Regions from separate parts of the Homo sapiens genome. Here region 1 is linked to region 2. A link is an interaction called in ENCODE POLR2A ChIA-PET data of the cell type or tissue named here. Cell type or tissue: PC-9. All regions are shown on one strand. Links, peaks and the distances in the headings refer to the core of each region. The heading gives the core; the rest is flanking DNA.

Region 1 (14,972 bases), core at 3,962-7,961, 120 kb after region 2:
TGCCAGTAGTGGCAGTGGTGAGTTGAGTGGGTGGGTTGGGCCCCTGAGCATTGTGCATGGTGTTGGTGATGGCAGTATAGTGGCAGGGCAACACCTGGGCTTCCAGGTAGCACACACTGTTGTTAGTGGTGGCTGTGACAGACTGGGCAGCCTGGTCTTCAGACCCCCAGGTGGTACACATAGCTGGGTGCCAGGTTTGGTGGTGGTGGCAGGCTGAGCAACCTTGTCCTCCAGCCCCTAGGGGGTGTAGATAGATATAAGCAGTGGTAGACTGGGCAGGGTGAACCCCCAGGCCTTTAGATGGCATGCTTAGGCACTGGCAGTAGGTTTTCTGGCCTGTTATTATGCCATCTGGTAGTACACACTCCTGCTTGGAGTGACCAGTGGGGCACAGCAATCCTAGGCTATATGGTAGGGTGGTGTGGTAGGGCACTTGGTTGGGGTGACATTGTCAGGTCTAGGGTGGTGTGGTAGGGCACTCAGGGGGTGACAGTGTCAGGCATTTTTTTTTTTATTATTATACTTTAAGTTTTAGGGTACATGTGCACAATGTGCAGGTTAGTTACATATGTATACATGTGCCATGCTGGTGCGCTGCACCCACTAACTCGTCATCTAGCATTAGGTATATCTCCCAATGCTATCCCTCCCCCTTCCCCCCAGTGTCAGGCATTTTGGGGCTGTCATCAGGTCCCCCTGATGGTCCAAATGGGTATAGGCTGTGGTAGGTGGGACGGGGGCAATTCCTAGGCCTTCAGATGGCGTGCTATGGTGCGGCAGGCATTCTGGGGCTGTTTGGTCTCCTTATGTGCATGTGCCTGAGGTGACTGATGGTGCAGGGGAATCCATAGGCCCCTGGGCAGTGTGATAGAGAGCACTGGGGTTGCTGGTGCCAGACCTTGTGAGCTTGTCCTTAAGGCCTCTGATGTTGTGCACAAATGCAGGCTGTGTTGGGCAGGGCAGGGTGATCAACATGTCCTGGATAGTGTCCTTGGGTGGTGGTTGCAGCAGCAGTAGTAGGCAGGGAGAGTCTATCCTCAGGGCATGTGGAAATGAACAGCTCTGCTAAGGGGAAGGCTCAATGACAGAGGTGGTGGGGGTGGTGGTGAGGGAGATTGATGCCAGTGGTAGCCATCCCAGGCAGATACATCTCAGTCTCTGGAGAGCACATGCTTTGTCTCCACTTCCCCTATTCCCTGTGGCATTGGCTGCATTGGCTAGGGTGAGCCTGTCCTCAAGGCACATGTACCACAGTCCTGCTGTTGTGGGTAGCAGGGTTGCTGTCTGTGGTACCTGCCCCAGGCAGGTGATTCTTAGGCTCTGGTCCCTGGCTGCAGCAGCAGGCAGGGAGAGCCTGCCCTTAGAGCATGTGCGGGTGTGCTGGGGCTTTGTTGCCGGGGGTAGGTGGGCAAGGTTACTCTCAGTGGCAGTGACCTGAGGCAGGTGGGTCTGGGCTTTGGCTCCCTTTGTCCTAGAGGCAGCATCCACAGGGCTCTGGATTGTCCTTTCTTCAGTGTACTGGATGCTGTGTGATCCAGAGTGCTGGGGATATTTCTGCTGTGCTGGGTCCAACTGGTGTCATGTGCTACAACCCTCTCAGTGGGTATGAGGGGATGTCATGGGGCCTCCAGGGATGTGGAGATGCAGGTACTGTTTGGCCCCAGAAAGAAAACAGACTGGTGGGGTCTGGGCTCTCAAATTCGTGCCATGCTGCAGGTGCTTGGGTTTCCAGGTGTGCGTGGAACCTATTGTGAGCTTCCTCTTTAGAAGCTTGTTTATACCAGTCTCAGCTTGTCAGGGTTAAGGGACTGTGCTATGGCTAGGATTGCAGGTATCTACAGGGAGAATGTGGATGCTGGGAATCTTTTACTCACCTTTTCCCCACACTGAGGAGCCTCTTAGGGCTCCCAGCTGGTCCTGGCTGGGCTCTGTGCCTTGCTTTCTTCAGTGCCTGTCACTTCTCTGCTGAATTCCAACATTCTCTCTTTGATGCTGTATTTGAAGTGTGATTATCTACTCATTAAGCTTTTCTTTGTAGAGGAGGTGAGTGTCTGGTGCTTCTAGTTAGCCATCTTGAAGTCCCCCATAAGCTTTCTTTTATCAGTTCATCTAGAGCTGATATTGTTCAGTGCCTTTCTCCAGGATTGTCTTCAACTCTTTTTCTTTTCAACATGAAAGCAATTCTCTGCCATTTATTTTTAAATTACATGACTAAGGTGGAGAAAGCAGGTTCAGGATACCTCAGAATGCTTGGACATTTTAGTGGGAGATATCTCCATTAGCGGATCTTAGTCATGGAAGTTAGAAGAGTTTTCAGATGTTTTATTTATTTTTGAATAGTACGTGTAGTCATTCTGATACCCAGCTATTCCAAAAAAATGGCACTTATTATTTGGAGATGAAATATATTAGTCATGTCTTTTTACTGGTGAATACTTTCTCTTAAGAACTTAAAATATTTAATTTTTATTAAAATAACTGTTCTGGGTTTATTTTTGTTTTCTTGAGCAAAAGAAAACTGTTAACTTAAGGTATTAATAATAGATATAACTAAAAAATTGAATGATTTGAAGTACATTTTATTTCTTTCCATTTTCTAAATATTTACAGAAACTTTAATAGAAACTTCTTAACATTGGTTTCTGCGCTTTTGACATGTCCCCATCATTTTTGGAGTACTTTCTTACATTTTGGCACAACAAGATGTTCCAGGGTCATCTTATACTTTCCCTAATTTGATCCTACCTACTTTTCTAGTGATCCATGGCTTCATTCAACAGGGAAGTCAATTTAGAAATTAAGATTTGGTACTCTGGTTATATTCATTGCTGTTGGGTGTCATTGCTTCTAGCCTCAAAAGACAAAGCTAGGAGGGAGATAAACCAATCCAAAAATTAAAATAAGTAAAAAATTATGAGTTCATTTGGATACATCTAATTCTAATCCAACTTTCTAGCCTTTTCCCGTTCCATATTCGTAATTCACTTCTCCAACAGTGAAGAACATGGCTTTTAACATTATAATTATATTTACTCATTTGTTCAGTGTTACAGTACATGGAAAGTAGTTTCAGAATTGCTACACCCAAAGCTCTTGTTGTAGGGTGAATTCTAAGATGGCTCCTAAGAGTCCCTGCACTTCTCCTTGAATGTAGTTTTGAACTATAAGTATAATGGGCTAGTCACTCCTATGATTACATTGTGTGACACAATGGACTTTAAGAAAGAAAATTGTCTTCAGTGGATCCAGCCTCATCAGGTGAGCACTTAAAAGCAGTTGGGCTCTTCCTGGCAAAAGGTATTCTAAGTGTAGGAGGGACTTGATGTCAGGGAGATTCTCTGCTGCTGGTTTTGAAGATGAAACCAGAACTTGTGAATGATGAATTTGAATATATAGGCAAGGAGATTTCTAAGCAAAATGTTGAAGGTGCTGCCTGGTTTCTTCTTGCTCCGTATAGTAAAATATGAGAAAACCAAGGGAAGTTTTGTTAAAAGGGAACCAAGACTAGATGATTTAGTTAATTTTTAGCCTATCAAGATGACAAAGGATGCTAACATATAGCAATAACTTCTGAAAGCATGGTATGGAGAAAGCCAGGGATGTGGCTGTATAATAACTTCAGAAAGATCAAAAGATGAGAGTATTCAGTCACACTGGACTCTTCCAAGAAATTAAGGGCGTGCCTCACAGATCTTCTTAACCAAACCAGGTGATCTCTAGGAAACTTAAGAGTATTGCTCCTTAACAAGTTAAACAACAGCTATAGATAAAGAACAGGTTGTTTTGCAAAGATTTGTGGGTTTGGCTTTCATCATTACTTAATATGTTTGTTTTTTACAGAACTGCATTAATTTTCTATTGCTCTGTAACAAATTACCAAAAACCAGGGACTTAGGACACCCCCAGTTTATTACCTAACAGCTGTTTAGGTCAGAAGTCTGTCACAATGTGGCTACATTTCTCTGCTGAGGGTCTTACAGACTGAAATCAGGGTGTCAGTAAGACTGCACGCTACTAGGTCAGCATTCCTAATGCATTCCTTGCCACATAGTTCCCTCCATCTTCAGGGTCAGCAAAGGAGAATCTTTCTCATGTTGCATCTAATGGAGATTGCACATAGGGTCTAGAAAGCTAAGAGTAGCCCCAGCTGACAGGCAGCAAGCAAATAGGGATCACAGTTCTACAACCACAAGGAACTTGTATTGTGCCAGCAACCAGAATAAACTTAGAAGCAGATTATTTCCCAGAACCTCTAGAAAATAGTACAGTTCTACTAACATCCTGATTTCAGTCTGTGAGATCCTGAGCAGAGAATCTAGCTACGTTGTGCCAGACTTCTGACCTACGCAGCTGTTAGGTAATAAATCGGGGGTGTACTAAGTCCCTAGGTTTTTGGTAATTTGTTACAGAGCAATAGAAAACTAATGCAGTTCTGTAAAAACCAAACATATTAAGTAATGATGAAAGTCCTTGAGGAGTTGTTAGGGATTGTGATCAAACAAAGAGCAGGAGTTAGCTTTTGGGTAGGAGGAAGGAATACTTTTTTTTTTTTTTTTTGAGATGGAGTCTCACTCTGTCGCGCAGTGGCGTGATCTCTGCTCACTGCAACCTCTGTCTCCTCGGTTCTAGCAATTCTCCTGCCTCAGCCTTCCAAGTAGCTGGGATTACAGGTGCCCACCACCATGCCTGGCTGATTTTTGTATTTTTATTAGAGATGAGGTTTCATCATGTTGGCCAGGCTGGTCTCAAACTCCTGACCTCAAATGATCCACCCACCTTGGCCTCCCAAAGTGCTGGGATTACAGGTGTGAGCCACCACGTCTGGCTGGAGTACTTTTGCACTGGGAATGGAAGGGATAAGAATGAGCTCATATGCAGCTGTATTTACAAGTGGTAGCTTTAGATAGGAAATGAATAATGCCTCCATCTATTAGCAGAGACATTTCCTAGTTTTGTATTGGGAGATATTGGGATAGGGCCTTCAGTAGAATTGTAAAGACATAGAACAGCTGTTGATGGTTGTGAGAGAAACATTACTGGAAGAATTATGGAAGTATTACGGGCTACAAAATGTAAATTTGTAGAAACAATCATTCTGCGTGTTCATATCCTATTATTGAGTCTTATTCAGGAGCCTAGGTATTTGGATGGACTACGGTGACTGTGGGGGAGAACGGGGGAGGTTATTTTGGAATAAAAGCACTTCATTGTAGATTCAACAAAAGGACACTCAGGATTATGCTGAGAGAGTGGTTCAAGTTTAGGATATTGAAAATTTAAGAATTCAAAAAACTGCAAGATAGGAGGTTGTGTGGCCAGTAAGTGTGATATCTAGAGCCTAAAACATATTTGGTGATAAATATTTGTGAAATCAGTAAATATTGAGAGTTCAGGATTTTAGAAGCATATTATGACCATTCATGGTAGTGGCAGAATTAGCCATAGTTGGCACTGCTGAAATATCTTGTAACAAGTCATCAGAATTGAGTAGGCCAAGGAAGATTGAATTTGTTTTTGAGGTATTCAAATGGATATTAAAATTACTCAGGAATTAGACTTGGACTTTAGAATCCTTGATTTATGCAAGCAAATGACTAAGAGTGTGTTAGGGTTGGCAAACCATGGCCTTGGGGCAAATCCAGCCACCACCCTGTTTTTGTAAATAAAAGTTTTATTGGAACATAGACACATCCATTAATTTACTATTCCCTGTGACTCCCTTTGAATTGCAGTGGTAGAGTTGAGCAGTTATAGCAGAGAGCATGTGGCCCACAAAGCCTAAAATGTGATCTGACCCTTTAGAAAAAATGTGTGCAGATTCCTGAATTTAAGCTGTGAGTATTCTCCCCAGCAAAATGTATTCACACAAAATTTTGTTGACCATTTCAGGAGATTTGATAATTCCTGAAAGGTGGTGAATGGACTCTAGTTAAGAAGAACTTTTGGATCTGAGTTCCCAGTATATTCCCTACTATTTTCTGCTGCATTTCGTCTCTTCTTGGGGGTAGGCTTTGTTAGCTCAACATGCCAAAGACATGGGTACTATCATTCAGTAACTACAGATGGCACTGTTACAAAGGGAGCTGTTTTTATAACTTGTCATTGGGGTAGCCACAAGAGTACAGACAGATTACAGACAGATTATCAGCAATCTCTCTCTCTCTCTCTCTCTCTTTCTCTCTCTCTGTGTGTGTGCGTGTGTGTGTGTGTGTTTTGAGGAAACCAGTGTTGGTCATGGATAATTAATGTCCTCTCTCAAAGTATAGCATATTATGAGAAATAAATAGTTGCTTAATTCTTTCTTCTAGGCTATTTCCAGTTAAGGCTGTTAAATAAAGGAAGAGATATTTTTCAGGAGTGCCTATGTTTAGATAAGAGAAGAAGAGAGAAAAAGTAGTTTATTTGGTGAAAAAGTGTTTAGTCACTAACTGTTCTTTAATAGGTGTCTCTTTAAAAATTGTTCCACTAATGTTAGCCATGGTACTGAATCTGTTTAGACCCATTTAAGAATCCTTAGTTGAACTTCATTTTGTTATGACTAATTTTGGTCACTGTTTTAACACAAGGGCACTTAACATTCCCATTGCCTTTGTCATGCTCCTGTCTTTACAAATAAGAAACAACATTCACAGTCTTGTAGGTTTTTTCTGTTTAACCTACTATCTGTGTTCTTATTCTGGGTACTTAACAGTAAAGGTGACCACATGTCCTTTTATCCTAATGAGAGGTGAAGCCAGCTGGACTTTCTGGGTCGGGTGGGGACTTGGAGAACTTTTCTGTCTAGCTAAAGGATTGTAAACACCAATCAGCACTCTGTGTCTAACTAAAGGTTTTTAAATGCACCAATCAGCACTCTGTAAAAATGGACCAATCAGTGCTCTGTAAAATGGACCAATCAGCAGGATGTGGGCAGGGCCAAATAAGGGAATAAAGCTGGCCACCCCAGCCAGCTGCCGCCACCTGCTAGGGTCCCCTTCCACCTTGTGGAAGCTTTGTTGTTTCACTCTTCACAATAAATCTTGCTGCTGCTCACTCTGGGTCCGCACTACCTTTATGAGCTGTAAACACTCACTGTGAAGGTCTGTGGCTTCACTCCTGAAGTCAGCCAGACCACGAACCCACTGGAAGGAAGAAACTCCAGACACGTCTGAACATCTGAAGGAACAAACTCCGGACACACCATCTTTAAGAACTGTAACACTCACCGCGAGGGTCCATGGCTTCATGTTTGAGGTCAGTGAGACCAAGAACCCACCAGAAGGAACCAATTCCGGACTCACTAATGTCTTCTGCAATAGGGGTAGTTTTCTTTTATTAAAAAGTATCCTTTCTATTTCAAGATGACATTTCAACTCTAATCAATAAATATCAGTAAAAGATCTGCTTTCTGGGGTCTGCCTTTAAGACCTGCATGGGTTGAGTGAGTTGTTGGGTTGCTGTTTAGACAAAGTACAAGAAGTATGGTTCTAAGGATGGAATTGAGTAGCAGCCATCTGTAGAATTCCTGAGTCTGGGAATGAGGAGAGGAAGCTGGTAAACTAGGAACTGACTGGGAGATAAGCAGGCTATGCATTGGATTAAGAGACTAGGCAGAGATGTCAGTGGAGATGGAGCTTAGTTAAGCAGAGGAGGAGACTGAGAGTGTGGTGTAGTGTACAGGATTGGGGAAGACAAGGTAGTTTAGGATCTAAGTCCTCAAAGGCTGGGCATGTCTTGGATTATTGGAATGTTTCTTTTATTGCAAATCATGAACTGTTTTCCTTGCTCAGAGGCAGATATCTAATGGGGCAAAAATCAGACCAGATCCCTGTTAACTGCTAGTCACTATAAATTATTTTCTTTCTTTTCTTTCACTCCCCTTCCTTCACTCCCTCCCTCCTTCCCTCCCTTCCCCCCTCACTCCCTGCCTCCGTCCTCCCTCCATCCTCCTCCGTCCTCCCTCCCTCCTCCCTCCCTTTTCCCTTCCTCCCTTCCTCCCTCCCTTTTCCCTCCCTTTTCCCTTCCCTTCTCCCTTCCCTTCCCTTTCCTTCCCTTCCCTTCCTTTCCCTTCCCTCTTCCCTTCTCTTCCCTTCCCTCTTCCCTTCTCTTCCCTCCCCTTCCCTCCCTTTCCTTCCCCTCCCCTCCCCTTCCCTTCCCTCTTCCCTTCCCTTCCGTCTTCCCTTTCCTTCCGTCTTCCCTTTCCTTCCCTCTTCCCTTCCCTTCCCTCTTCCCGTCTCTTCCCTCTTCCCTTCCCTTCCCTCTTCCCTTTCCTTTCCTTCCACATGCAATCTGGCCTTCAGCCCAAATTTATCTATACTGAGAACTTGGAGGGAGTACAATGAGCTATTTCTTTGCCCTGAAGTTGTTTGCCCTCGATAATAGGTATTTTCTTTTTCTCTTTTTTTAATTAATTATTTTTTTTCTTAAGCATAGGCTGACAAATTTCTACTTTCAAAAGAGATTAATGGGACCCTTAGAAATCCTTTGGATTTAAATCATTTTATTTTTCAGTACTTTGGTTGCACAGATTTTTTTTTGTTTTGTTTTTTGTTTTGTTTTTGTTTTTTTTAAGACAGAGTCTCACTCTGTCACCCAGGCTAGAGTGCAGTGGTGCAATCTTGGCTCACTGCAATCTCTGCTTCTTGGGTTCAAGTGATTCTCATGCTTCGGCCTCCCGAGTAGCTGGGATTATAAGCGTGCTCCACTAAACCTATCTAATTTTTGTATTTTTAGTAGAAGTGGGATTTCGCCATGTTGTCCAGGCTGGTCTTGAACTCGTGGTCTCCAGTGATCTGCCAGTCTCAGCCTCCCAAAGTCCTGGGATTACAGGCGTGAGCCACTGCACCCGGCTGGTTGCACAAAATTGAGATGAATTTTACTTCTCTATTCATGGCACTCTATTCATTTGCTTATGAAAATAATTTCATGGCACTTTGATGGTCAGTTCTCAGCTCTGGTAATACTGTAACTCTCAGTAGCAGTTGACACAGCTGATTACAGTCACTTCCTTGAAACAGCTTCTTTACTTGACTTTGAATTTACGGTGCTCTCTTGGTTTTCTTCTTACCTCACTGTATGTTCCTTTTCACTCTTGTTTTTTCACTCCTCCTTTTCTATTCAACTTCTAAATATTGGAATATCCCAGGGCTCAGTGTTGAGCCCTCTTTTGTATTATGCTTCTGCCTCTGGATACATGAGTTTAAATATCATGTATAGACACTAATTACATACAAATTTACAGATTTTACTCTATTTTCTCACCTGCCCAGTATTACCAACTACCTACTTGACAAATTTAGATGTATCTCACCTTAACATGTCAAAAAAGGAAATTGTGACTTTTCTTCCTAGACCTATTCCTTCTGCAGTTGGTTGTCTTTATTTCTCAGTAAATGGCATTGCCATTCACCAGTTGAGGAAGTCAAAAACCTGTAAGTTAAACTTGACTTCTCCCTTTTCCCTCACACCCCACATCTGTACCATTGGCAAAATATGTCTTACCAACAAAACTTTATGAAGAAAGTTGTTACAAACATTTGTGTGTAGGTTTCGTGTGAACATGTTTTCAAATCAGTAATACCTAGGGGTGTGATTGCTGATCGTGTGGTTAGACTGTATTTAGCTTTATAAGACACTGTGAAACTGTCTTCCAAAGTGGCTAGACCATTTTACATTCCCACCAGAAATGAATGAGAGTTTCCGTTGCTCTGTAGCCTCACTAGCAATTGGTATTGTTAGTTTTTGGTAGTTTAGCCATTCAAATAGGTGTTTAGTGGGATCCCATTGTTGTTTTAATTTGCATTCCCCCATGATGAATGATGTTGAGCATCTTTTCATGTTTGTCATTCTTTTTTTTTTTTTGAGATGAAGTCTTGCTGTCTCACCCAGGCTGGAGTACAGTGGTGCAGTCTCGGCTCACTGCAACCTCCACTCCCCAGGTTCAAGTGATTCTCCTGCCTCAGCCTCCCAGGTAGCTGGGATTACAGGTGTCCACCACCATGCCTGCCTAATTTTTGTATTTTTAGTAGAGATGGGGTTTCACCATGTTGGCCAGGCTGGTCTCGAACTCCTGACCTCAAGTGATCTGCCCACCTTTGCCTCCCAAAGTGCTGGGATTACAGGTATGGGCCACCACACCCGGCCTGTGTTTGTCTTTCTCATATCTTTTTTTAATGAAGTGTCTATATTCAATTTTTTTCTGCTCAGATTGGGGAAGAGAGAAGTGTTCATTTTGTTAATGTTTGTTTTTCAGTTTTTTTTTAAAAATATATATATTCTCAACTTAAGTCCTTTTTTAAATATGTGATTTGGAAATATTCTCTCTCTCTCTCTCTCTCTCTCTCTCTCTCTCTCTCTCTCGTCTCGGTTCACTGCAGCCTCGCCAGCCTGGGCTCAAACGATCCTCCCACCTCAGCTGGGATTATAGGTGCACACCACCGCTCCTGGCTAATGTTTTGTATTTTTTATAGATACGGGTTTGGCATTTTGCTCAGGCTGGTCTTGAACTCCTGGGCTCAAGCGATCCACCTGTCTTGGCCTCCCAGAGTGCTGGGATTACAGGCGTGAGTCAGTCTGTGGCTTTTCTGTTCATTCACCTTGTAAAGCAGAAGTTTTAAAAATTCTAACAAATTCTAATTTATCAATTTTTTTCTTTATAGATTGTGTTTTTAAAAATATTTTTAAAAATTTCAATAGCTTTTGGGGTACAAATGGTTTTTATTTACATGAATGAATTGTACAGTGGTGAAGTGTGAGATTTTAGTGCACCCATAATCTGAGTAGTGTACATTGTGTTCAATATGTAGTTTTTTTATCCCTCATTCCTCTCCTTAGGCCCTTCTGAGTTTCCAGTGTACCACTGTATATACCTTTGTGTACCCATAGCTTAGCTCCCACTTACAGGTGAGGATATACAGTATTTAGTTTTCCATTCCTGAGTTACCTCACTTAGAATAATGGTCTCCAGCTCCATCCAAGTTGATGCAAAAGACATTATTTCGTTCTTTTTTATGGCTGGGTATTTTTTCATGGTGTATACATACCATATATTCTTTATTTACTCATCAATTGATGGGCATTTTGGTTGGTTACATACCTTTGCAATTGTGAACTGTGCTGCAATAAACATAAGTGTGCACGTGTTTTTTTGATATAATGACTTCTTTTCCTTTGGGTAGATACGCAGTAGTGGGATTGTTGGATCGAACGGTAGATTTACTTCTTTGAGAAATCTCCATATTGTTTTCCATAGAGGTTGTACTAGTTTACATTTCCACTAGCAGTGTATAAGTGTTCCCTTTTCACCACATGCACACCAACATTTATTGTTTTTTCACTTTTTAATAATGGCCATTCTGGCTGGACTAAGGTGGCATCTCATTTTGGTTTTAATGTGCATTCCCCCAGTGATTAGTGATGTTGAGCATTTTATCATATATTTGTTGGCTTTTTTTTTTTTTTTTTTTTTTTTTTGAGACAGAGTTTCACCCTTGTTGCCCAGGCTGGAGTGCAATGGCGCGATCTCAGCTCACCGCAGCCTCTGCCTCCCGGGTTCAAGCTATTCTCCTGCCTCAGCCTCCCGAGTAGCTGGGATAGTAGCTGGGATTACAGGTGTGCGCCACCACACCTGGCTAATTTTTTGTACTTTTAGTAGAGACAAGGTTTAACTATGTTGGCCAGGCTGGTCTTGAACTCCTGACCTCAGGTGATCAGCCCGCCTTGGCCTCCCAAAGTGCTGGGATTACAGGCGTGAGCCACCATACCTGGCCTAGGCCATTTTTATATCTTCTTTTGAGAAGTGTCTTCATGTCATTTGTCCACTTTTTGATGGGATTTTTTTTTTCTTGCTGATTTGTTTGAGTTCCTCGTAGATTCTGGATATTAGTGCTTTCTTTGTTGGGCGCATAGTTTGCAAATATTTTTTCCCATTCTGTGGGTTGTCTCTTTACTCTGATGATTATTTCTTTTGTTGTGCAGAAGCTTTTAAGTTTAATTAGTTCCCATTTATTTATTTTTGTTTTATTTGCTTTTGGAGTCTTAGTCATAAATTCTTGGCCAGTTTCCAGAAAAGTTTTTCCTAGGATTTCTTGTAGAATTTTTATGGGTTCAGGTCTCAGATTTACCTCTTTAATACAGGGATGTCCAGTCTTTTGGCTTCCTTGGGCCACATTGGAAAAAAAAGAATTGTCTTGGGACACACATAAAATATATTAACATGGTAGCTGATGAGCTTAAAAAAAATTGCAAAAAGATCTTGTAGTATTTTAAGAAAGTTTACACATTTGTGTTGGGCCACATTCAAAGCCATTCCGGGCCATGGTTTGGACAAGTTTGCTTTAATCCATGTTGAGTTCATTTTTGTAGGCATACAGTTTTATTCTTCTGCTTGTGGCTGTCCAGTTTTCCCAGCACCATTTATTGAATAGGGTGTTCTTTCTCCAATTTATGTTTTGGTGTGCTTTGTCAAAGATCAGTTGGTTGTAAGTATTTGGCTTTATTCCTGGGTTCTCTATTCTGTTCTGTTGGTCTGCATATCTACTTTTATACCAGTACTATGCTGTTTTGGTTGCTGTAGCCTTGTCAATATAATTTGGAGTTAGGTAATGTTATACCTCTTGATTTGTTCTTTTTCTTAGAATTGCTTTGGCTATTCAGGCTCTTTTTTAGTTCCATATGAATTTTAGGATTGATTCTGTGAAAAATGATGTTGGTATTTTGATAGGAATTGCCTTGAATCTGTAGATTGCTTTGGGCAGTATGATCATTTTCATGATATTGGTTCTTGCAATTGATGAGCATGGGACATATTTACATTTGTTTGTGTCATTTGTGATTTCTTTCAGTAGTGTTTTGTAGTTCTCCTTGTAGAGATCTTTTACCTCCTTGGTTAAGTATACTGCTAGGTTTCCTTTTTTTTTATTTTTTGCGGCTATTGTAAAAGGGATTGATTTGAGAATCAGATCTTAATTTGATTTTCCAGTTTGGTTGCCCTTTATTTTTTTTCTCTTGCCTGATTGCTCTAGCTAGGACTCCCAGTATTATGATGAATAGAAGTGTGGTAAAAGTGGGCAACTTGGTCTTGTTCCAATTCTTGGGAGAGGTGGGGATTCTTTTCAACTTTTCCCCATTTAGTATGATGTTGGCTGTGGATTTGTCGTATATGGCTTTTATTATTTTGAAGTATATTCCTTCTGTGCCTAGTTTGTTGCTTGTTTTTATCATAAAGGGATGCTGTGGGGCATTTTATCGGATGTTTTTTATGCATCCATTGAGGTAATCATATGGTTTTTGTTTTAAATTCTGTTTATGTGGTGAATTTGCATTTATTGACTTGCATATTAGGCCACTCTTGCATTGCCGAAAAGAAATACCTGAGACTGGGTAGTTTATAAGAAAAGAAGTTTAACTGGCTTATGGTTCTGCATGCTGTACAGGAAGCATGGCACCAGCATCTGCTTTTGGGGAGGCCTGGGGAAGCTTTTACTCGTGGCAGAAGATGAAGCAGGAGCAGATACTTCACATGGTGGAAGCAGAAGCGAGAGAGAGAGTGAGCGGGGACTTGTTACACACTTTTAAATGACCAGATCTTGTGAGAACTCACTATCACAAAGACAGCACTAATCCATGAAGGATTCACCCCCATGATCCAAACACCTCTCACTAGGCCCCACCATCAGCACTGAGGATTACAATTCAACAGGAGATTTGGCTGGGGACAAATACACAAACTATATCACATATATTGAACCATTCCTTCATCCCTTGGATGAAACCCACTTTATCATGGTCAGTTATCTTTTTGATGGGCTGCTGGATTACGTTTGTTAGTGTTTTGTTGATTTTTGCGTGTGTGTTCATCAGGGATATTGGTCTGTAGTTTTCTTTTTTTGGTTACATTTTTTCCTAAGTTTGGTATCAGGATGATAATACAGGCTTCATAGAATGAGTTAGAGAGGATTCCCTCCTTTTTCTCAATCTTTTCTTATCTTTTTTTTTTTAAACTGTAAGTTCAGGGGTACATGTACAGGATGTGCAGGTTTGTTACATAGGTAAACGTGTGTTATGGGGATTGGTTGTACAAATTATTTCATCACTCAGGTAGTAAGCCTAGTACCCACTAGTTGTATTTACTGCTTTTTTCCCTTCTCCCACCCTCCACCCTCTGATAGGCCCCAGTTTGTGTTCTTCCCCTCTATGTCTCTGTGTGTTCTCATCATTTAGCTCCTGCTTTTAAGTGAGAACAGGCGGTATTTGGTCTTTTGTTTCTGTGTTAGTTTTCTAAGGATAATGGCCTCCAGCTCCATCCACATCCCTGCAAAGGACATAATCTCATTCTTTCTTGTGGCTGCATAATATTCCATGGTGTAGATGTACCACATTCTCTTTCTCAATCTTTTGGAATAGTTTCAGTAGGATTGGCACCACTTCTTCTTAGAAGGTGTGGTAGAATTCTGCTATGAATCCACCTGGTCCTGAGTTTTGTTTTTTTTTTCTTGGTTGGCTATTTTTTAAATTACTGATGCGTTCTCACTGCTTGCTATTGGTTTGTTCAGGATTTCCATTCCTGATGCAAGCTCTGGGGGTTGTATGCTCCTAGGAATTCAACCATTTCCTCTAGATTTTCTAGTTTGTGTGCATAGAGGTGTTCATAGTAATCTCAAATGATCTTTTGTATTTCTTTGGTGTCAGTTGTAATGTCTTCTGGATTCTGTTTTCAGTGTTGTACATGAGAGCTTTTTACCAAACACAGATTTTCTCTAGTTTTTCTTAGAGTTTTACTGTTTTGGATTCTGGATTCAGGGCTGTCATCCATTTTGCATTAACTTTTGTATACAGTATGAATAATAGGTTGAGATTATCTTTTTTTGTCATATGATTGATTAGTTATTTCAGCCTTATTAGTTGGAAAAACTGACCTTTCTTTATTAAATTTCCTTTGCATCTTTGTCAAATATTAAATATCAATAGTTGATGATATTTGAGTGAGTTTATTT
Region 2 (14,972 bases), core at 7,346-11,345:
TGCAATGAGCCGAGATCGCGCCATTGCACTTCAGCCTGGGCGAAGAGGGAACCGCTCCGTCTCAATAAATAAACAAATAAATATAAAGCAAAGCGTATCTTTAAGATAACATGCTAAATTTCCAAATTAACTTCGTTTGCTCTTACGATCTACTCAAACACTAACAGGAGAAATGAACAAATTTGGGACTTGGATCTGGAGATGCTTCTCATATGGCCTTAGCCATAAGCACTTGAGAGCGGCGAGAAGCTCATTAAGGTTGAGGTCTTTGCCTCTTTCTGCTTCAACTGGGAGCTTGCTCTTCACTCTTGCCCTCTCAAGTATCTACAATGAAGAAAGTGAGGAAAGGAAAAAACCTGAAAAGAAGCTGCTTGCTGTTCTCCAAAAATGCAGCCAACAGTGCCATAAATCTCAGCATATCCTCGCCGGGACCAACGCTGGGGATAAGTAGCAAATTAGGAAGTCAGGCGAGAGTCCTTTAGGTTGAGAAAGCAGGGTCACTATCACTCACTTGGGGCAGACACCATAAGCAGCTCGGAAAGGTCCGGGTACATGCGGTCCTCTTGCAACTGACGGTCGATGAGCCGTCCAGCATTTTCCAGAGCTTCCTGCAGGGCTGCGGCAGATGTAGAGGCCGGCATCGCCGCGCCCAACAAAGAAGACGGCATCTCGGAAATCGTAGACACCAGGGTCCAGAAAAAGTCAAAAACCAAGGAGAAACAAGAAAAGATCCAAGAAGTTAGCTTAGATCCGCCGCCTAGGGCGCGCGCGCCAAACGAGCGCCTTGGCGCCTCGACATGACGCACTTCCGCTTCATCCGGTGGGGAACTGGAAGACGCCGTTCTGGCCTGGGAAGAGGAAGCTGTTGGGAGGGGGCTAGAGGTTGTGGGTGGAGCTAGGAGGCTGCTGATGCTTTCGAGGGGGTTGAGGGTTTTGGGGTGTGGCAGGGTAAAATTAGGGTAGGTTATTTAGGGAAGGGAGGGAGGGAAAGGAAGGGAAGGATAAAGGGGAGGGAACAGGGAAGGAGAGGGGCGGGATGGGGTTGGATAGGGTGAGGAGGAAGGAGGGAGGAGGGATACGGTAGGTGGGAGCTAGGTCGTGTGTCTGGCCTAGGAGGTTGGTCAGGTTCCGTTGGTTTAAGCGCGTGCTCGACCTGAGTCTTGGAACTTCCCGCGTCGGTATCCGCTAACTGCAGCTATATGAGTTCGCGCATGAGCGCGCAGTTTGGTTCTCCAAGTAACTGCTTTTGTGAGAGTAGTTAAGAATTGGTAGGTCGCTGTCACAGAGAGGGATATAAACCAGTATCTCACTATATTCTTCGCGGGCTTCAGTGTAAATTAGAATTCATCAGGCTTTTCCATTTGCGTGTCGCTGTCTTTTGACTTTGTTGCCCCTTAGTATAAAATACGTGTTTAAGAAGAAGCTGAGTGCAGGTGGACCGCTGCCGTGCTTTTTATCGTGGCAGAGATAGCAGACAGTTCTAATTCATCTTTCCATTCCCAGCGCTAGTATAGGAACTCGTATGAGATAGGAACCCAAGAGTTCATACAATCCTAAGAAACTGAATACTTGCCTTGTGCCTGGTGCTGGGACTATCAAACTAACACAGTGTTTCCTGTCCTTAAGGTGCTTCAAGCAGAGACAAAGGGCTTCATTATAATTTTTCTATTTGGATAGGTATAAACTATAGCAGGATAGGAGAAAGCAGAGAGGTAAAAGAGGCTTCATTTACTACAGAAGGCAACCTGAGTGGGTAAATCAAAGCACTTTTTAGAAAGCTGCTCTTATTTAGAATCTCACCTAAGAAAGCTTCCAGTTATGTTCTTCAGAATTTCACAAATCAATAACTGAATTACTCTAAATTGGTCTTTTGCTATTTGAATTACATTTTTACTCCCTCAAAGACTTGACTACATTTCTGAAAATTGAAAGTTCTTTGATGTTACCAATCTACACTTAAAATTTGACATAGCCAATATACCAAGAAAAACTGGATTTTTTATCATTGGTATATAGATAGGCAGTTGGGTCTCTAGCTGTGAGTTTACTTTATTTGGTAGACCATAGATTGAAAAGTGGTGGTCTGGCACCGAGTTTGTTTTTAATTTGAGACAAAATACACAAAGTTTTCAACTCCATAAATTGGAAGATTCAACAACGTTGCTGTGATATTCCTGCATAGAAGTAAAGCTCCCCAAAGTGTAATCTAACTAACTTAATTCATTGGCATATTGCCTATGCTTTCCCACTACAACTGCTAAACCGAGTAATTTCTACAAAAGACTGCAAAGCCTTAAATACGGACTCTGGCACTTTACAGGAAAAGTTTGCTGACCTCTTCCCTAGAACAGATAATTATGAATTTTTTTGGTCTTAGGACCCCCTTGATACCCTTAAAAATTATTCAGGATTCCAGAGAGTTTTTGTTTCATGTTGGTTACATCTATTAATATTTGTGAATAACTCAAACTGAAAATTAAAATGTTTAACATTGTATTTAAAAGAGTAACAAGGCCGAGCACAGTGGCTCACACCTGTAATCCCAGCACCCAGCACTTTGGGAGGCCAAGGCAGGTGGATCACAAGTTCAGGAGTTGGAGACCAGCCTGGCCAATATGGTGAAACCCCGTCTATACTAAAATACAAAAATTAGCTGGGCGTGGTGGCGTGCGCCTGTAGTCTCAACTGTTCAGGAGGCTGAGCCAGGAGAATCACTTGAACCTAGGAGGCAGAGGTTGCAGTGAGTCGAGATCGTGCCACTGCACTCCACCCTGGGCAACAGAGTAAGACTCCGTTTCAAAAAAAAAAAAAAAAAGCATACCAAGCTTAATCCATGTTAATATAACACTTTTTTAAAATGAGAAATCACTATAGTTTCTAAAACAGGGAGAAGAATGCGATTATTTCATATTTTTGCAAATCTCTTTAGTGTCTGGCTCAGTAACGGATGGCTGGATTCTCATATCTGTATCTGCTGTCAATTGAAGAAAAATAACCCTCTTTTAAAGAATTAAAGTCAGTTTGATTCAGACTCAGGATTGCAACCTTTCAGAGAGTTTCTGTTAAGACTGCTCCAAAGTAGCTTTTAGCCCACAGCTTACATGTCAGGGGTTGGAAGCTCTGCATGTGCTCAGAAATTACATTAAACATGCTCATAAACTGGGTATAGTGACTCACACCTGTAATTCTAGCACTTTGAGAGGCCTATGCATGAGGGTCTCTTGAGGCCAGGCATTCAAAACCAACCTGGGCAGCCAGGTGTGGACCTGTAGTCCCAGCTACTTGGTGGGCTGAGGCAGGAGCATCACTTTAGCCCAGGAGTTCCAGGTTGCAGTGAGCCATGACCATGCCACTGCATTCTAGTCTGGTTGATAAAGGGAGACTCTGTCTCTAAAAAAAAAAAAAAAAAAAAAAAAAAAAGCTCATAAATTACATTAGAGCAAAATCTCATCAAAGTTTGGGTGTAAGAGTACATCTGGTTATAGATTACAGAGGCATAATCATGAATCCTATGGGACACTATCTTATGTACTGGAAGAGGCAAGGGGTAGGAACACTGAACTTACCTTTTTTTAAAAAATGCATTGATTGAAGCAAGAGACGTGGGAACCTGTGCTCTAACCTGCTTATTGTTTCCAGGGCATTCTTCTAGAAGTCTATACTTAGTCACTGAGTTGGGCTTTGTGAAATTCTGCTGGCAAGCAGAATGAGCAAACTTGGTTTTTTATGTTTGCTACTTTGTCTAACATGTCAACATTTTGTGACTTATTTAGTTGAAGTATAATATATTAATATTAAGAAAAGCTGGCCTCACCAGGCGCGCTGGCTCACACCTGTAATCCCAGCACTTTGGGAGGCCGAGGCGGGTGGATTGCCTGAGGTCAGAGGTTCGAGACTAGCCTGGCCAACATGGTGAAACCCCGTTTCTACTAAAAATACAAAAATCAGTGGGGCATGGTGGCGCAAGCCTGTAATCCCGGCTACTTGGGAGGCTAAGCCAGGGGAATTGCCCGAACCTGGGAGGCGGAGGTTGCAGTGAGCTGAGATCGTGCCATTGCACTCCAGCCTGGGCTACAAGAGCGAAACTCTGTCTCAAAAAAAAAGAAAGAAAGAAAGAAGGAAAAACTGGCCTCAGTTACATATTTAGAAAAAGAAGAAGTATTTTAATAATTGTCAACAAGTGCAGTCAGTTTTTTTTTTTTTTTAAACAGAGTTTTGCTCTTGTCGCCTAGGCTGGGGTGCAATGGTGCGATCTCAGCTCATTGCAACCTCTGCCTCCCAGGTTCAAGCAATCCTCCTGCTTCAGCCTCCTGAGTAGCTGGAATTACAGGCTAATTTTCTTTTCTTTATTTTTTTTTTTTGAGATGGAGTTTTGCTCTTGTTGCCCAGGTTGGAGTGCAGTGGCATGATCTCTGTTCACTGCAACCTCTGCCTCTCAGGTTCAAGCAATTCTGCCTCAGCCTTCCGAGTAGCTGGGATTACAGGCACATACCACCATGCCCAGCTCATTTTTTTGTATTTTTAGTAGAGACGGGGGTTTTACTATGTTGGTCAGGCTGGTCTTGAACTCCTGACCTCAGGTGATCCACCCGCCTTGGCCTCCCAAAGCGCTGGGATTACAGACGTGAGCCACCGCACCCAGCTACGCCTGGCTAATTTTCTGTATTTTTAGTAGAGACGGGGTTTCACCATGTTGGCCAGGCTGGTCTCGAACTCCTGGCCTTGGGTGATCCTCCCACCTCGGCTTCCAAAGTGCTGGGATTACCCGTGTAAGCCACCATGCCTGACCTGTTTTTCTTAAAGTGATAAACTCATTTCATTTATTTTTGAAAAAATGTTTGCCAAATACTTAAATATGAACAACTGTACTTTGTGAGTCATTCTTTCAGGTAAAAATAATGTTCCATGAAAAAAGCTAACCACTCAATTACAAGTGGTTTTCTTTTCGATGACCATTCTACTTAGATATGCATTAGCTGGGCATGGTGGCGTATGCCTGTGGTCCCATCTACTCAGGAAGCTGAGGCAGGGGAAGATCGCTTGAGTCCAGGAGTTTGAGGCTAAAGTGCTTCATGACTGAACTTGTAAATAGCCACTGCACTCCAGTCTGGGTAACACAGTGAGACCCCATCTGTAAGAAATTTTTTTAAAAACATACTTTATGATTACTTCTCATTTTGTCATACTGAAGGTTAAAAAGACGTATAATTAAGGGTCAGGGTTTAACGAAATGAATACTGTTTATGGCTTTATTAAGGATATTCCTAAGGGAAACTGATTTTGCTTACAACGCCTATGTAACTGAAAAATACAGTGACTACTACAACATTTTGAATCCTACTGCCTTGATTTATTTTAAGGGACTGTTTTAATTTAGGAATTTTAAGATAGAGCATGCTTCTTCAATGATTAGTAGAAACACAGATATAAACAAAGATTTTATTACTTACATGCCTGGCGGGGCATCTGGCGCACCTGGAGGTCAAGGAATGCAGTCAGGGAAAGACAAAGAGGGACTCATGAGCCAATGCATTTATTGGGTTCATGGTGTTTTCCAAATAGATTTCCCAAGAGGAATTCCCACACTTTAATTGGTGGGTTTAAAGCAAGCATGCACAAATTTGAGGACAAGCTTGTCAGCCCAGAATGGCTTTGAATGTGGCCCAACACAAATTCGTTAACTTTCTTAAAACATTGTGAGATTTGTGATTTTTTTAAAGTTCTCAGCTGTTGTTAGTGTATTTAATGTGTTGCCCAAGACAATTCTTCTTCTTCCATTGTGGCCTAGGGAAGCCAAAAGATTGGACACCCCGTTCTTGGAAGTCATGCTGTGACCGAGGTAGTCACTGTGGCATATCTGCACAGTCCATGTAGGACGTCAGTGTCAGCAGGGCCGGTGAAGTAGGCTGTATGTATTTATCCTATGGGGAGGCGGGCACCAGGAGGAAGTTTTACACAATAGATACCTGGATTGATCACATTGAGGAACTGGGAGGAGGTGTAGAACTAGAAACGGTGTCAAGGGTGACTGAACCCTGTTTCTGATATGAGAAAGTCCAACTTATATTCAAAATAAATGCTAAGACAACATAAAATTGTAAGAATTTGGCCGGGCGTGGTGGGCCACGCCTGTAATCCCAGCACTTTGGGAGGCCGAGGCCGGCAGATTGCCTGAGGTCAGGAGTTAGACACCAGCCTGACCAACATGGGGAAACCCCATCTCTACTAAAAATACAAAAAAAATTGGCCGGTCTGGTTGCGCATGCCTGTAATCCCAGCTACTCAGGAGGCTGAGGCAGGAGAATCGCTTGAACCTGGAAGGCAGAGGTTGCAGTGAGCCAAGATTGCGCCATTGCAATCCAGCCTGGGCAACAACAGCGAGACTCTGTATCAAAACCAAAAAAACAAAAAAACGAATACACTACAGGCACCGTAGATTTACCCACTGTTAACCCATTTCCCATTTTCCCTGAGAATACTCTCTGATGGTGCTTGCAGCTGCAGCCTTTACCCCAAGATAACTCACAGATTACAGTCCCGACTTAACCCCCAAAGTTTGTGTCTACTATTTTATTATTTTTGCATCACTCTATTATATTGACTTTGGAAACAAAAGACATTATTCTATTTATAGCATTCTGTTTTTAGTAGTGGAATTTCCATTTACAAAATATAGTAATTCTCGACTGCTGAAAATGTCAAATCCTAGAAAACATAGCATTCCTATGTGTGATGTTAATTCCATGGTGAACTTATGGCACTGAAATGGTGTGACAACAAGGCAGTCACAATGTTGTCAATATTCCACAATGATACTGTGATTGAAGTAGACAACAGATGGAAAGAAAACTAAGAAGCCATGTGTCATTGTGGATTATAACGATAATATGGGAGCAGTGGACTTGGCTGATCAGATGCTCACTTCTTATCCAGCTTAGCGCCAAAGGTACAAGGTTTGGTATAAGATATTCTTTCATAGGCTGTGTGCAGTGGCCCACGCCTGTAATCCTAGCACTTAGGGAGGCTGAGGCGGGTGGATCGCTTGAGCTCAGGAGTTCAAGACCAGCATGGGCAACATGATGAAACCCTATCTCTACAAAAAATACAAAAATTAGGCCGGGCACAGTGGCTCACGTCTGTAATCCCAGCACTTTGGGAGGCTGAGGCGGGCATATCACTTGAGGTCAGGAGTTTGAGACCAGCCTGGCCAACATGGTGAAACTCTGTCTCTACTAAGAATGCAAAAATTAGCCAGGGGTGGTGGCAGGGCCTGTAATCCCAGCTACTCGCAAGGCTGTGGCAGAATTGCTTGAACCCAGGAGGCGGAGGTTGCAGTGAGCTGAGATCGCGCCACTGCACTCCAGTCTGGGCAATGGAGCGAGACTCTGTCTCAAAAAAAAAAAAAAAAGTCGGGTGTGGTGGCGGTCACATGTAATCCCAGCTACTTAGGAGGCTGAGGCACAAGAATCGCTTGAACCCAGGAGGTGGAGGTTCATTGAGCCGAGATTGTGCCACTGCATTCCAGCCTGGGTGACAGAGTGAGATTCTGTCTCAAAAAGAAAGAGATTCTTCTCCACCTTCTAAACGTTAAAGTGTTGAACTCCCACATTCTGTTTAAGAAGGACAATCCTGAGCACACGATTAGCCTTGTAAACTTTAGACTGACAGGCCAGGTGCAGTGGCTCACGCCTTTAATCGCAGAACTTTGGGAGGCTGAGGTGGGCAGATCACAAGGTCAGGAGATTGAGACCATCCTGGCTAACACGGTGTAAACCCTGCCTCTACTAAAAATAGAAAAAATTAGCTGGGCGTGGTGGCGGGTGCCTGTAGTCTCAAATACTAAATAGCCGGGCATGGTGGCGCACACCTGTAGTCCCAGCTGCTCGGGAGGCTGAGGCAAGAGAATCGCTTGAACCTGGGAGGCAGAGGTTGCAGTCAGCTGAGATCACGCCACTGCACTCCAGCCAAGGCAACAGAGGGAGACTCAGTCAACAACAACAACAACAACAACAAAAAGGCAGAGCGCGGTGGCACGGGGCCTGTAATCCCAGCACTTTGGGAGGCCAAGGTGGGCAGATCACCTGAGGTCAGGAGTTCAAGACCAGCCTGGCCAACATAGCAAAACCCCGTCTCTACTAAATACACAAAAATTAGCCGGGTGTGGTGGCAGGCGCCTGTAATCCCAGCTACTCAGGACACTGAGGCAAGAGAAGAGCTTGAACCTGGGTGGCAGAGGTTGCAGTGAGCCGAGATCACGCCATTGCACTCCAGCCTGGGCAACAGAGTGAGACTCTGCCTCAAAAAAAAAAAAAAAAAAAAAAAAAGCAAAGGGTGTCGCCTGTAATCCCAGCACTTTGGGAGGCCGAGGCAGGCGGATCACTTGAGGCCAGGAGTTCGAAACCAGCCTGGCCAACATGGCAAAACGTCGTGTCTACTAAAAATACAAAAAATTAGCTGCGCGTGGTGGTGGACGCCTGTAATCCCAGCTACTTGGGAGGCTGAGACAGGAGAATCGCTTGAACCCGGGAGGCGGAGGTTGCAGTGAGCCGAGATCACGCCATTGCACTCCAGCCTGGGCGACAGAGGCTCCGTCTCAAAACAAAAACAAAAACAAAAAAAAAACAAACCAAAACAAAAAACCAAAAATTAGCCGGCACCTGTAATCCCAGCTACTCGGGAGGCTGAGGCAGGAGAATCGCTTGATCCCGGGAGGCAGAGGTTGCAGTCAGCTGAGATTACGCCACTGTACTGCAGCCTGGGCGACAGAGGCTCTGGCTTAAAAAAAAAAAAAAAAAAAGGGAAAGGATGTTATAGAAACTCCAGATACTACTTCTCCCCTCCAGTGGTCTGAGTTGCGCGGCGCTTTCCCGCCTGTCCGGTAGGGCGGTGCCGCGCAGAAAGCCGCGGTCCCTCTGCGGAAGGCGCCGCTCTTGGCTTCGGCGGCGCCGCTGTAGCTTGAAGGCGGTACTTCCTCCAGCATTTGCCGCAAGTTATTGGCAAGTTCCCCTGCAGTTGTTTGGGCTGTCCCTGTGGCTGGTTCTGGGGTGTGCGGCCAGCCATGGAGCGCTCTGGGCCCAGCGAAGGTGGGTTTCATGAGGCGAGTCCGGGCGGGGTGGGCCGTGTCGGGGGAGCTGGGGCGCCGCACTAACTAGGCCGCCTCTCTTTTCCTCTTGCTCCAGTGACAGGCTCAGACGCGTCGGGACCGGACCCGCAGCTTGCGGTCACCATGGGCTTCACGGGGTTCGGTGAGTGACTGCCCCAGGCAGAGACCCTCTTCCTTGTGCAGAGGTTTGAAGATCCGCAGAGTGGGAGTGGAGATCGAGCTGTCAACTCGGAATTATTGTAGCTCGGGTGCATACCTTGCAGTTTGTCAATATTCTTCTCCCATTTGTCTTCTATTCTGCGTTATCCGTTGGAACCAACTCAGATGACAGTTATGAGAGTCTGGAGAGAGAGGAAGAGAAAGGATTTTTCTAATTTTAAGTCACCAATAATGCTAAAATGAACATTTTTGTAAATAACAGCATTTGTACGAGGATTTTTAAAAATACGTAATTCGGTAGGGTAGATTTCTAAAAGAGAGTGTAGTTTATTCAGAAATATAAATACTTAAAAAGCTGAAAAATTGGGTATGTGCCTTTTAAAGCTTCTTGATGCTTATTGCCGTAATACCCATCAAAAAACTTGTTCCAGGTTATACCAAAGTTAACAGAATTAAGAATGCCATTTTTACCATATCCCTACCAACACAGAGTAGGTATTATTATTTAAAAAGAAAATTATTTAAAAAATGAAAACAAAACTTAGTAGACTGATACATGAAAAATGATTTCTCTTTATTTTCCATTTTAAAATTATAAATGCTGTTCATCCAAACATTGGGATTCTAACTTCCCTGAACCTTTTCTCAAGGTCTTCTTGTTTTCTTTTGACCAGCGTGTATTAATTCTATGATAGTAATTAAACAGTAGACTTACACATATTGGCCTTGGGTTGTGTTCACACATACTAGTTCTGTAGTTTCTCTATTCATTCTTTTTTTTTTTGGAGACGGAGTCTCGCTCAGTCGCCCAGGCTGGAGTGCGGTGGCAAGATCTCGGCTCACTGCAATCTCTGCCTCCCGGATTCACGCCATTCTCCGGTCTCAGCCTCCCGAGTAGCTGGGACTACAGGCGCCCGCCACCTCGCCCGGCTGATTTTTTTTTTGTATTTTTAGTAGAGACAGGGTTTCACCGTGTTAGCCAGGATGATCTCGATCTCCTGACCTCGTGATCCGCCCGTCTCGGCCTCCGAAAGTGCTGGGATTACAGGCGTGAGCCACTGTGCCCAGCCTTTTCTATTCTTTTTTTATTTTTTGAGATGGAGTCTCGCTCTGTCACCCAGGCTGGAGTGTACTAGTGCGATCTTCGCTCATTGCAGCCTCCTCCTCCCAGGCTTAAGCCATCCTCCCACCTTAGTCTCCTGAGTAGCTGGGACCACAGATGTGTGCCACCACACCTGGCTAATTTTTTATACTTTTGGTAGAGACGAGGTTTCACCATGTTGCCCAGGCTGATCAATCTCCTGAGCTCAAGCAGTCCGCCCACCTGAGCCTCTCAAAGTGATTACAGGCATGAGCCACCCCACCCGGTATAAATCCTTCATTTTAGTACATCATTCCTTTACTCAGGAGTGAGAAAGTTGTCCATATGTTTGTGCCAAATAGGGGAAAATTTTAAGAGTTTTGATAAAGTTACTGGGGGAGGAGGAGAATGTTTCCATGCTCATCCAGTTCCTTGTTAGAGGGCTGAGATTTCTGTTTCCCTCTTAGCTCCTTAAAGTACCTGCATTACTTCTCATGTTGCCCCTTTCGTCTTCAAGCCAACTATAATGCCTCAAATTCTTCTCAGACATTGGATCTCTCTGACTTCTTCTGCCATAGCTGTTCTGCATCTTTGCCTTTAAGGGCCAAATAGGATAGTTTCCCTATTTAAAAGTCCATAACCTTAATTATATTGCAAAGGGTAACTTTTGGGGCATTCTCCATTTTGCCTCCCCACATCAGTGTTGTTGTTTCATAGGGTAGGGATCTAGAGGAGGATGGGAAAGTTGCCTGGTTAATAGTACTTAGTGAAGGGATTGTCAGCAGAAGTTTTCTGTGACTCAAACTCCTTCTTCTGTGATATATTATGGTTATATTGGAGCCATGCTATAAACTAGACAAAGTAAGTGTTTATTGATCAGTATTGATCACCTAAAGTTTGGCCAACTTACTGCAAGACAATCACAGTCTCCCATTTGTTCATGTTTTAGGTAAAAAAGCTCGCACATTTGACTTGGAAGCAATGTTTGAACAAACTCGAAGGACAGCTGTGGAAAGAAGTCGCAAAACACTGGGTAAGAAGCTCAGATATTTGTTCTTTTATTGGTTTAAGTACTATGTATACCTCATGCAAGTATATTAAAAAAGAGAAAAGAATGTTGGCTGGGCGCGGTGGCTCATGCCTGTAATCCCAGCACTTAGGGAGGCCAAGGCGGGCAGATCACCTGAGGTCAGAAGTTTGAGACCAGCCTGGCCAACATGGTGAAACCCCATCTCAACTAAAAATACAATAATTAGCTGGGCATGGTGCAGGGGCCTGTAATCCCAGCTAGTCGTGAGGCTGAGGCAGTGGCTTCAGTTGAAGTCGGGAGGCAGAGGTTGCAGTGAGCTGATATACCCCCATTGCACTCCAGCTTGGGGGACAAGAGTGAAATTCCATCTCAGAGAACAAAGAGAGAAAAGAATGTTGTTATGCTACTTATCACTGTTGTTTTTTTTTTTTTTTGAGATGGAGTCTCGCCCTGTTGCCCAGGCTGGAGTGCAATGGCATGATCTCGGCTCACTGCAGCCTCCACCTCCCCGGTTCAAGCGATTCTCCTGCCTCTGCCTCCCGAGTAGCTGGGACTATAGGCACATGCCACCACGCCCAGCTAATTTTTTGTATTTTTAGTAGAGATGGGGTTTCACTGTGTTGGCCAGGCTAGTTTCGAACTCCTGACCTTGTGATCTGCCTACCTTGGCCTCCCAAAGTGCTGGGATTACAGACGTGAACCACTGTGCCCCGCTTTTTGTTTTTTTGTTTTGTTTTGTTTTGTTTTTGAGATGGAGTCTCGCTTTATTGCTGGGCTGGAGTGCAGGGGTGCGATCTTAGCTCACTGCAACTTCTACCTCCCCGGTTCAAGCAATTTTCCTGCCTCAGCCCCCCAGGTAGCTGGGACTACAGGTGTACGCCACCACGCCCAGCTAATTTTTGTATTTTTAGTAGAGATGGGGTTTCACCATGTTAGCCAGGATGGTCTTGATCTCTTGATCTTGTGATCTGCCTGCCTCCTAAAGTGCTGGGATTACAGGTGTGAGCCACCGCACCCGGCCCAATTTATCATTTTAAGACCAACAATGGGCCAGGTGTAATGGCTCATGCCTGTAATCCCAGCACTTTGGGAGGCTGAGGCAGGTGAATCACGTAAGGTCAGGAGTTCGTGACCAGCCTGGCCAACATGGTGAAACCCCGTCTTGACTGAAAATAGAAAAACTATCTGGGTGTGGTGTTGGGCCCCTGTAATCCCAGCTAGTAGGGAGGGTGAGGCAGGAGAATCGCTTGAACCTGGGAGGCAGAGGTTGTGGTGAGCTGAGATCGCACCATTGCACTCCAGCCTGGGCGACAAAAGCAAAACTCCATCTCAAAATAAAAAAAATAAAATAAAATAAAATGGGCGACAAGAGCAAAACTCCATCTTAAAATAAAATAAGATAAAATAAAATATAAAATATAAAACAAAATAACTAAAATAAAAAATAAAACGTTGTACAGCAGCAATATCCAGTATTTGGCAGTGTGCCTGACAAAAAATATTTTCAGTCTTTGGAAGAAAACTTTTTGTGGTGAAAAGAAAGCCATCTACATGTACTATTTTTTGAAAAAAACCTTTCATTATTTGTTTTATTTGAGACGGAGGCCTGCTCTGTCGCCCAGGCTGGAGTGCAATGGCGTGATCTCAGCTCACTGTGACCTCCGCCTCTTGGGTTCAAGTGATTCTCTTGCCTCAGCCTCCTGAGTAGCTGGGATTACAGGTGACCACCACCACGCCTGGCTAATTTTTTTGTATTTTTAGTGGAGACGGGGTTTCGCCATGTTGGCCAGGCTGGTCTCGGACTTGTGACCTCAGGTGATCCGCCCGCCTCGGCCTCCCAAAGTGCTGGGATTACAGGTGTGAACCACTGTGCCAGGCCAAAACCCATCATTATTATTATTATTGTTATTTTTTTGAGATGGCGTCTCGCTCTGTCGCCCTGGCTGGAGTGCAGTGGTGCGATCTTGGCTCACTGCAAGCTCCGCCTCCCGGGTTCATGCCATTCTCCCGCCTCAGGCTCTGGAGTAGCTGGGACTACAGGTGCCTGCCAACACGCCTGGCTAATTTTGTTTTTGTGTTTTTAGTAGAGATGGGGTTTCACCGTGTTAGGCAGGATGGTCTCGATCTCCTGACCTCGTGATCCACTCGCCTTGGCCTCCCAAAGTGCTGGGATTACAGGTGTGAGCCACTGCACCCAGCAAAACCCTTCATTATTATGTGAAATTTCAAACACGGAAGTATAGTCATGAACTACCATGTACCTATCAATCAGATTTAACTACTGTAACAGTTCATGGCTAGCATTACTTCGTTTCCCCTTTCAGATGATTTCGAAGCAAATCTTGGACATCATTTTACTCATAAATATTTTTGTATATACCTTAAAACGATAAGGATTGTTTTAAAAAAAGCTTAACCAAGATACCTGTAAGAGATAGGAAAAACCAAGTTGTTTCCTATCCTCTAGCACTCCTCTCAGTACTTTCCCCCCTTTTTTTTTTTTTTTTTTTTTATTTGAGACAGGGTCTCACTGCTGTTGCTTAGACAGGTGTGCAGTGGCATGACCTTGCCTCACTGCAGACTCCACTTCCCAGGCTCAGGTAATCCTGCCACCTCAGCCTCCCAAATAGTTGGGACTATAGGTTGGTGCTACCACACCCCACTAATTTTTTGTATTTTTAGTTGAGATAGATTTCACCATGTTGGCCAGGCGCAGTGGATCACGCCTGTAATCCCAGCACTTTGGGAGGGGCGGATCACGAGGTCAGGAGATTGAGACCATCCTGGCTAACATGGTGAAACCCTGTCTCTACTAAAAATACAAAAAATTAGCTGGGCGTGGTGGCGGGCGCCTGTAGTCCCAGCTATTTGGGAGGCTGAGGCAGGAGAATGGCGTGAACCCTGGAGGCAGAGCTTGCAGTGAGCCGAGATCTTGCCACTGCACTCCAGCCTGGGCGACAGAGTGAGACTCTTGTCTCAAAAAAAAAAAAAAAAAAAAAAAAAAATTTCACCATGTTGTCCAGGCCAGTCTTGAATTCCTGGGCTCAAGTGATCCACCTGTCTTGGCCTTCCAAAGTGCTAGGATTACAGGTGTGAACCAGTACTTTATTTCTGACACCAGATATGTAGGAGTTTTCCCCCACACATCAACCAGTTCTCCAACTGGGTATCCGGTAACTCAGTTTAATTCTGACACCGTCTGCCTGGAGACTACCACAAGACTGCCTTCACTCAGACACTAATCTCAATTCACAGGTTGTGACCAGTGCTTCTAATCTACTGGCTATAAATCAGGGTTCCCATGACCGCTCTTTTTGGTTTGATAATTAGCTAGGACGGCTCACAGGGAAACACTTTACTTGCGTTTAACAGTTTATTATAAAGAATATTATAAATGATACAGATGAACAGCCAGATGAAGTAATGCACTGGGCAAGGTATGGGGTGGGAGAGGTGCAGAGCTTCTGTGCCCTCTCTGGGTGCACCAACTCCCCAGCATACCCCTGTGTTCAGCTACCCTGAAGCTAATCACATCTAGTGGTTCAGGAGTGTCTAGGCTGGGTGCAGTGGCTCACACCTATAATCCCAGCACTTTGGGG

What was found. ChIA-PET counts read pairs that join two places held together with the same protein. Peaks named below come from ENCODE experiments on the same cell type or tissue, not always from the same donor. Only the 100,000 strongest peaks of a DNase experiment are listed, where the experiment ranks them.
Region 1: POLR2A ChIA-PET joins it to region 2 with 26 read pairs; 2 of 35 experiments call an interaction of 5 or more read pairs at or near these places.

Annotation. Positions count from the first base shown.
Region 1 is chr5:37,489,292-37,504,263 of GRCh38, forward strand. All of the region lies in intron 8 of WDR70 (WD repeat domain 70), which reads left to right. Among named protein-coding and RNA genes, the nearest start is that of WDR70, 120 kb to the left of the region's middle. In PC-9, for the core only: a CTCF peak has its summit at 6,110; a DNase peak (open chromatin) is centred at 5,630.
Region 2 is chr5:37,370,310-37,385,281 of GRCh38, forward strand. It overlaps WDR70 (WD repeat domain 70), which reads left to right and starts at 9,009. Exons shown (of 18, transcript NM_018034.4): 1 at 9,009-9,083; 2 at 9,180-9,245; 3 at 11,293-11,376. The coding sequence starts at 9,059. It overlaps NUP155 (nucleoporin 155), which reads right to left and starts at 797. Exons shown (of 35, transcript NM_153485.3): 1 at 512-797. The coding sequence starts at 668. RefSeq lists enhancers at 470-579, 700-789. In PC-9, for the core only: a CTCF peak has its summit at 8,943; a DNase peak (open chromatin) is centred at 8,902; H3K4me3 peaks cover 1,965 bases.